Linked DNA regions of Homo sapiens: region 2 is linked to region 1. A link is a contact called in ENCODE Hi-C or POLR2A ChIA-PET data. All regions are on one chromosome and are shown on one strand. Each heading gives the region's core, a stretch centred on a gene start or an enhancer-like site at or near the end of the contact. The rest is flanking DNA. Distances are from core to core; before and after follow the strand shown. Region 1 overlaps MACC1 (MET transcriptional regulator MACC1). Region 2 overlaps ITGB8 (integrin subunit beta 8).

The links. A loop is a pair of places that touch in the nucleus more often than their neighbours do. ChIA-PET counts read pairs that join two places held with the same protein, here RNA polymerase II (POLR2A). Pooled maps may share reads with other maps.
Region 2: a map of PC-3 shows a loop between it and region 1 (5-fold over the local background). The contact joins two enhancer-like sites. A Hi-C loop is called at or near these places in 2 of 168 maps with a recorded cell type or tissue (PC-3 and esophagus muscularis mucosa) and 3 of 50 pooled maps. POLR2A ChIA-PET finds 5 or more read pairs at or near these places in 1 of 52 experiments (H1).

Annotation. Positions count from the first base shown.
Region 1 is chr7:20,196,809-20,201,286 of GRCh38, reverse strand. The region is part of intron 1 of MACC1 (MET transcriptional regulator MACC1); the gene reads left to right. Among named protein-coding and RNA genes, the nearest start is that of MACC1, 18 kb to the left of the region's middle. RefSeq lists enhancers at 1,757-1,856, 1,887-1,936. Within about 2 kb of position 1,791, at least 14 of the 41 ENCODE cell types and tissues checked have a DNase peak (open chromatin) inside an H3K27ac peak, as active enhancers do.
Region 2 is chr7:20,401,366-20,405,843 of GRCh38, reverse strand. It overlaps ITGB8 (integrin subunit beta 8), which reads right to left. Exons shown (of 14, transcript NM_002214.3): 10 at 3,718-4,123; 11 at 991-1,216. Among named protein-coding and RNA genes, the nearest start is that of ITGB8-AS1, 72 kb to the right of the region's middle. Within about 2 kb of position 2,268, at least 3 of the 41 ENCODE cell types and tissues checked have a DNase peak (open chromatin) inside an H3K27ac peak, as active enhancers do.

The sequences.
Region 1 (4,478 bases), core at 542-3,041:
ACCTTCAGAACCCATTTCATAAATTCTGCATAATTAGTCCATGGGGGGGACAGTCTGAGAGCCCCTCTTGGCCTCTTGTATTGCATGATCCTGCTGCTTCTTTCTTCCCTCTCTTTAGTTAAAACCTCAGACTGTGTCACATCCTTCTTTTGAGTGTGACCAGCTCTCATTCACCAATGAGATTCACTTAAATTTGATTCACCAATTCAGATGACATAGTACCACTTCTCTCCCTTTAGAATATTTTTTAAAATTAAAAAACATAATAATAGAAATCCATCCCACCAAATAACACCTAGTCATCTTGGAAGTTTTTAATAGGGAGAGGAACACTTCCTTGGTAGGCTTAGGTTGATACTTTTCTGAATGCAAAATGATATTAAAAATGTGCAGCAGTGAGTATGGCATGGACACTTGACCTGTCAGAATGGATGCTGGCCAGTGTATGGTACTCAGGTATTCTTACTGGATATCCACCCTGCCTGGAAGCAGAGAATAGGCATGAAAATATTGAATGGCTCTTAGAAACTTCCAGGATTAGATAGCACCCATGTTTCTAGCTGGGGTTGTGGGGGATATCTCAGGTATCTGACTGTGCATCAGTGAAAAGATTTCTTCTGGCTCCAGCAAAAAAAGAAATCAGGTGCTGATGGTTGAGTGCATTACTTCATCCCCCTTCTTAGGTAATTACATCACTCTGTCTCTCATGTCTTGTGATGAGTTTGGCAGTTTCCTAAACTAAAAACTTCCTGTAATTAACCTACGCACTCTTGCCTGTTAAATTTTGACAACAATTTACTTTCTCTTCCAGGATTTGTCGTTATGACCAGTAAATTGGTAGGAAATACTGATATCAAAGGTCTCCCAGTAACCTCTTTTTTCCTTGGAAGTCATCGTGTGTTTTCTTTGGTATTTATCAGTATTTTGAAGTATAACTTAATAGTGTTTGTTAATGAGGGATATAACTGTTATCTCTTTATCTATAACTGTCCATTTCTAGTAATCTAGTAATCTTTTAAATCTTTTAAATCTACTAATCTTTTAAATCTAGTAATCTAGTAATCTTTTAAAAGATTCTTCGTGTTTTTTCAGTTAGCCCCTGTATTTCCTTTCCCCAATAAAACTGTTATTCCCACACACTCCTAGGTGTTTATTGTGAATAAATATTTTATTATGAATTTTATTTATCTTCATCTGTAAAAGGAAATACATATATATGTATGTATATATACATACATATGTACACACACACACACACACACATAATGGTATAGCCACTTGTTTATCTTTATTCTCTATCTTGTTAATAATTGTATAGGATTTGGCTAATTCATTTGAGCCTTAAAACTTGGTTTGCAAGGTCGTTTTCCTTTATAAAAGCATGTATAACTCACTACTTTCTGATTGATTCATTTTATAGAACATTTAATTTTATTGTTTAAATTTATTTTTAAGATATCTGTTTTTACTTTAAAAATAAGTTTTTCTTAACTTTAAGAACAAGAAAAAGGTAAAGATTTAAAGTGAATTCTTCATCAACATTTTTGAATGACTCTGTACTCTTTGACTCACCTCTGTGAGTTCCTCTTCATTCACTTTGGTTTCTAATTTCATGTTAGTAAGTGCTCTGCTCTCTCTGTGTGCTTCCTGTTTCATTTGAAGACTTCCTTATTCTGTCATTTCATCCTTATTTCAGAGCATGCCTTCCTGATGATTATGTGACAAGGGTGTGGGTGGAGGATAGTGGTGTTGGAGAGGGCAGGTTGGTTTCAGGCCAAGTGGTTGCCAAGGCATCCATTCTGCCAATCAAGGCAAGCTGAGTGCTTCGCTGCTTTCTTCTGGGTTGAACTGAAGCCTCCAGTACTATCACACACACCAGGTCCCTTCTCCATGTAATATACATAATATTGCTTTAGATAGCTTTGGCTAGGACAATGCTTACTTTTTCCATGAGTATGAACAGGAGAAGATCAAACCTTGCCAACTCTTTATCTGTGGATCACATTTCTACCTTAGTAGCTAATAATTTTTCCTTCTCCTCACAGATTTCTTGTGCAAGCCTTGTATGAACCACATAATCTGTGTCTGTCTCAATTTCTTATCTGCAAATGGAGCTAATAACATTGGCTGCTTTTCTCCTGAGATAGTCCTGAGGATTAATAAGCTGGCTTTCAAAAGCACAAGTGTCTAAGATGATAGGCCCTCCATAAATTCAAATTACTATTATTGCCATTCTCCTTACATACTGGCAGCTGAATAATACACTCGCATAAAATATTATATTTACATAGACCTTTACATTTTGAGAAGTATTTTGTAACATTAACTTAGACAAGCCTTTCTCTCTGCACAGTCTCAGCACCACTCTTCTGTGGATAAAAGATTTGTTAGGCATCCTTGGTGGATCTCTCTTTTTCATTGAGTCTTCATTGTTTTGCCAATTCAAGTTACTATTATTATTTTTTAGTCCTATTCTGTCTCTGATTTGAAGGAATTGTTCTACATCAAGTCTCCTTGTGGTGCATGGGATTTATTCTTTAGATTGAATTAATTAGAAAATATACAAGTAATTTTGGCTTATAAATTGATAACCCTGTAAAAATCTTGCCTTGTTAGAAAGCGACAGAAGAAATTATAGGCGAGGCTGAGATCTAAAAGGAGAGCTCCAGAATGGAGGCTTGGACCAGGGGCAGACCAGGAGCTTATCAAGATACAATTGAATAATCAAAGGGTGGAGCCTGGACAAAATGTTTACTTGTCTGGTAAGCCTTAAATGTTTACATTGGCCAATTGATCCCCTTTCATCTTCTCTTGCCCACTAGGAGACCAACATCCATTAAACTCTAGTTTTTGGCAGTCCTGTTCTGTTCATTGTTTATATCCTGGACTAGCATGATATGCTTGGCTCTTTATCCCTCTATGATCTCCCATGCTGTCTGTGGATCTGATGCCTAATTCTGGTTCAGAAAAGCCCCTGGGACTTTACTTAGGCACCAGTTTAGTGCCTGGTTTTCCCAGCTCCCATGAAAGGGGATAAAACATTGCTTTGATCAATATCTCTTTGGTAATGGTTTGCTTCTCTTTCCACTACTCTCCTCCATACCCACATATCACATGCCCTCAGGGATCTCCAGATGATATGGTCTTCTTGAGATTTCTTGCCAATACCCAGACATCAGACCCTCCTGTCATTCCCTTTACCACCTGGATTAGCCACTGTGGTAACTGGAGGCATTCTGCCCCCAGGCCTTTGCTGTTTAAGGGTTTCACCACCAGAGGGTGGTATTTTCCTCTTAGGATCATTGAAATTGTTCATGTTGAAATGGTTTTTATTACATAAAATATTTCTATAAATGAAGTAGCCTATTTTCTAGTGAACAATATAAGCCTGTATAATATAAAAATAAAAATAAAAACAATACATGGTAGATTTGGAAACATTTCTCCTAAAAGCCATGATACTAAGTCATGATAAATACGTGATTGAAACTTTTCTGTTTCACCTGAAATTGAGTTTATAAATCATGACTTTGAAATTTGAAGCTCAAATAGGGCTTCTTAAACTTTCCGTGATCTATGCAGAGTTTGTCTGAAATCTTTGTTCATCATGCAAGTATATTTTAGTTAGTTTTTGTCTGGAGGTGTTTGCAAAATAAGCCACACTCTCAGATAAATTCAGTCCAAGTTTATTGTGAGTAGGCGTACGAGAACATGTTCAGGCTTTACTAAATAGACAGGAGATCTTGATATCCATAATGTTAAAAGCTAAAGCCAGGACAACATGTAAAAATGCTCGAGAAAGAAAAACAAATAGTCACTAAGATTCCACAAAATTGTTATCTTGGCTAAGTTTATTTAACATACAAAAAACACAAAGCCATGTGATTCTTTACCCAGGAGGGGTCAAGAAATTGGTATCCAATAGAGATTCCAAGGGAATAGGCAAACACAGCAGCAGTTGAAAGGAAATCTGAAAAGAAGGGAGGGCTGGCCTTTGCTGCACATAGGCCTGGGAGGAGGGAAAATGGCAGTGCTGGGCCTGAGAGAAAATATTAACTGACTTGTTGACTTTAGGAAAATCTTAGATTCTCTTTAGTTTTTGTCAGAAATTCCAAATAGCCCAACTCTTTTCAAAGACCAGAATTTTAATTTTCAGCCAACATTGGGATGGACCTTTCTATTTGGACAAAAATAAACTTCTAGAAATCAGGGAATTTGAGTTCTGGTGGGGTGACCTGGTCACTCACTAGGTAAATGTTTATAGATAATTTGCAACTTCATCGTATGTCATTTTTCAAACTTACAAAAGACAATGACTAAAATTGACTGGTAGTAGTCAAATGTGTACCATAGAAAATTAGGGGTTTTGTGGGGTGACTTGAGAATGCTCTGTTGCAGTGAAAGTGAGTGGCTGCGAGGTGAAGTTTGTGGGCTTTGATCCTTTTACCTTTCAGCCAAAGGAACTTTGCTTTATTTAT
Region 2 (4,478 bases), core at 1,019-3,518, 200 kb before region 1:
TAATCTGAGAAAGTCAATGGTTTAAAATGTTGAATAAAACAAACTGGAAGTTACAGTGTTTAGATTAGAAGTCTTTGTGCAGATCTCAAATTGTTACTGAAAAATTTATTGGCACAAAACAGTAATGTCACCTTCATTTAATATATAACCTTTCATTTATATATCACTTATTTCTAGGGTGTGTCACAGACACCATTGTTCTTTATCATTAAAATATTAAAAATAAGGCCGGGCGCAGTGGCTCACGCCTGTAATCCCAGCACTTTGGGAGGCCGAGGTGGGTGGATCACGAGGTCAGGAGATTGAGACCATCCTGGCTAACACGGTGAAACCCCGTCTCTACTAAAAATACAAAAAAAAAAAAAATTAGCCCGGCGTGGTGGCGGGCACCTGTAGTCCCAGCTACTCGGGAGGCTGAGGCAAGAGAATGGCGTGAACCCGGGAGGCGGAGCTTGCAGTGACATGTCACTGCACTCCAGCCGGGTGACAGAGCGAGACTCTGTCACAAAAAAAAAATATATATATATATTAAATATAAAACATAGCAGTAACAGCTAACATTTATTCTATGATTGCCATGCATCAAGTACAAAGGTGAGTTTTTTTATATGAATCATTTGATACTTTCACAGATATACAGCAAGGTATTATTACTATCCTCACTTTTGATATCAGGAAACTGAGGCACAGAAAATTATAACAACTTGTCCGAGATCACACGCTTACTAAATAGTAAGCTGGGTAGCAGGCAACCTCTAATTTCAAAAAAAGCTAAGGTAGTGAGTGTCCAGATATACTCTGATGCTTCCACAGCTATCCAGGGGTCAAAGATTTGAATTCAAGTCTTCTAATTCATAGCATTTCTCATTTAATTCTTTTTTAGCATGGTGGTCACAATGTATCTGGCAACGTTTAAGATTAAGGAAGTCAGAACGAAAAAGGACAAAAGTAGCTATTCTTTGTGTATGTTTGGAGTCAAAGAAATCATACCAGTTTTCCTTGCAGGCTGTATAACAGGTGGGGCAGTGTTCACAGAAGCGGCCGATGCTCCTGGGATCGGTGCACTCACACCTTCCACACACACACGTGCCTCTTCCACTGCACACTTGGCCCTTTGAATTGACACAGTGCTGGGCTGCTGCTGAAGGGCACTGGCATCGATCACCTTCCCAGCCACTGAAGCATTGGCATCTGCCTGCTTCACACTCTCCATGCCCTGTGAGGAAGACACCGCAGGACCTATGTTATCTGGATCACTGACTTTGTAAAGAGTTTTCAACCATGGATTCCTGTATCATCTCCATGGAAACGCACTGACAGTCCAATGAATGGGAACAGCATCACTTTTTCATTGGTCTGACACAAACAGTGCTGGATTTAGGAGGGTCTGTTTTCAAAGCTGTTCTACTGTAGATAATCTCCCCATGCTAATGCACTCCGCTAACAAGCACGAAGGGCACCCCTGCTTCAGTGGCTGCCAGACTACTTGAATGTCATTGCATATTCCGTTTTACATTAAAAACACACATATCAAGAAACTGCAAAGGCCAAAGTAATGTTAACTGCCTGACTTGAAATTAGAAAAGATACAGGTATTTGATATGGCTTCCATCACCTATTCTCTCAGTCTTCTGATGTTGCTGAAGGCCTAGGATAACTTTGCAGGACTGTGAGGCAAACTTTTCTAGTGCTTCAGTACTGCTAGTGCCATGTTTAAAGATCAGGTCTCTTGAGAAGTTGAACAATTGCATTCACATCCTCAGTGCACTATTTAGTAAGTTAGCAGAGCAGATCCTCCTCTATACTGTGAGCAGTTCTTAGATGGTAAATGAAAAAAAGAAAGAAAGATGGTGTGTGTGGTGGGGGAACATTATGCATGTGGGGTGAAGAAAACATAGTTACACATAGTTAAATGGATTTTAGACAGTAAAAGTGTCCAAAACTTAATATGCCAATGTGCACTAGAAATCGTCAAAAGGGGGTACATTTCACATGATGATATAGGAATTCTGAAGCTTATCTAGCCACAAACCAACCTTCCTCTTTTCTCCCTCTCCCTTCCTTCCTCCTTCCTTCCCTCCCTTCCTTCCTTCTATCTCTCTCCCTTCCTTTCCTTTCTTAGCTCCCTCTCTCTCTTCTTTTATTGCTGAGCACCTCACAGGGTAATTGTTCCACAGATTCTACTGTAGGACCAGCTCAATTTGCTAAGTGTAAAACTAATGAGGTCCAGGCCAGACAAATGTCGGCCAAGCCCTCTGTGCTGTGCAGGCTTATGCTGACTCCCCGCCAGCAGGCCTGTGAACATGTGTTTTTATTCCCAAAGGAGACTAGTGGAGAAAGTACATGTCAGTTACAGTCTGCACTTACACAGAAACAATTCAAAGCAGATTCTCAACTGCTTGTGGGTCAGTAGTATCATACTCATATAGAAAAGCTAGTACATTCGATATTTCACTGCAAACAGAGACTGGGACAAATACTCAAATGTATTTGAAACCCTCTTGAGAGATTGACAGCTGTGGGACGTGACTTCAGAAAATTCTTTCTCTTCACTGTAAAATAATATTTTTCCTCCCTATAAAATACAGTAGACAACTGCTGCTTCATTCTAAAGTCATCTATAATCCATCCTACCCATGATGTCAGTTACAGTTGAATAAATGTTTGTATATTAAGATATTCTATGTATGTTACAGAATAAAAAGACAATTTTCCATTGCACATTTAGGTGATACAGGCCAAATTTTCAGCTGAGACTACATTATAGCATTTATTTTTTATAGGTTTGTTACGTCCCATATGCTTATGATGACGTTTCCATTCGTCAATAATTTAACAAATATTTATTTACTAAAATGCAAATACTAAAAAGATGTTTTTCTCAATGAGTAAATTTAGCACATTGTCACAGGAAAATTATCACAGAACTCAGATGACAGGTAGTTTATTTAATTCATTTAAAAACAGTATTTTGTTTTAGTTTGCTAATGTTGATTAGATTTTCTGGAATCTAACCTGTAGGTGGCAGTAAATTGAATGGCCCAAGAGTGATCTTCGTATTTTTATTTTAATTTATTTCATGTTTAAAATTTGGTCTGTGTGTGGCCTCAAGGACGAATCTTTTAGATTACTTAGTAAGGCAGTATTTTCTTGAAGAATGCTGTCCTTTGGCAGTTTTGTTGCTGGTGGTGGCCCAAAATAAACTGGAGAGGCTTAAATTACTGCCAGCTTAGAATACCATTTATAATAATGCATTAAGGATTTTCATATGAATGAAAAGTATACTCTTATAGCTCACTCCCCATCATCCTGACAGAAATAAAATCCTCTGAGCAAGTTGGAGGGAGTGACCATTTACCAGAATGAATCAGATCCTTCTAGAAGAATACTCTGATTCTTCTGGAAAATGTGTCAGATATCATCAGCATTTCCTTTTCTGGTATATTTCTTTCCAAGATCAAGGAAAGCATGAGAATAACAATTAATTTTAGGTTTTTATTTTGAAGCATTTCCTGTATAAAATAGGTTAAGATATAAATATCAAAATCACGTACTATAAATCTGTTGCCATGCCCTAATTTCATGGACTTTGAAACTTTGAATAACAAATTCAGATTCAGTTTTGCTAATTTATAAACATGTGATTTAAAGACACTTTAACATCTATGCTGGTGTAATAGTGACAAGTAAAAGCTGCCTGTATATATTTATACTCACCAGCACACAGATTTCCATGGTGATATGGACAAGAAAAGTCATCCTTTTCACAGTATTTTCCATACACTTTTCCAAGCTTAATTTTGTGACATGAACATTTCCCACAAACACAAACTCCTCGACCACTGCAAACAGGCTGATCCTTGTGTGACTTGCAACTCTCAGAAGAAAACTGATCTTCATCAAAATGACATTTATTCTCATCACACTGGAAACACTTGGAATCTAGAAAAGTTTCATCTACACACTTTCCTTTAGGTCCTCTGTTGTCCTCACACTGACAGCTGCAGTTTCTGTGTATATGAATTTTAGCGGTTTCATTAAAACCAATAGGTTTGATTATTGCATAGTTTTTTCCTCCTGTGACATCACATTTTTTCATTGTAACTGTTACATTGAAAAGAACCTAAATTTAGGAGGAAAAAGGAAATATATTTATATACCTTAATTATTTTTATTACCAATATTATATCTGTTAATAACTGAATTGATAAGAAACCATCTTAGAGAAATTAACGATATTTGTAAAAGAAACACATGTAATCTCTTTCATATATATGCAACATCTCTTTTTAAAGTCATTTATTTTCCAATGAATGAACTTGAGGGTTAAAGAATATAATAACTACTAATCCCTATATTGCACCATTAAATAGACTTGAGTGCAAGCCTATCTGAAGCATCTACCCCATCACTGATGATTAATTTCTTAGCAAACATGAGAAAGAATAGGCCATTTTCTAAACTCAGCCATTAAAATG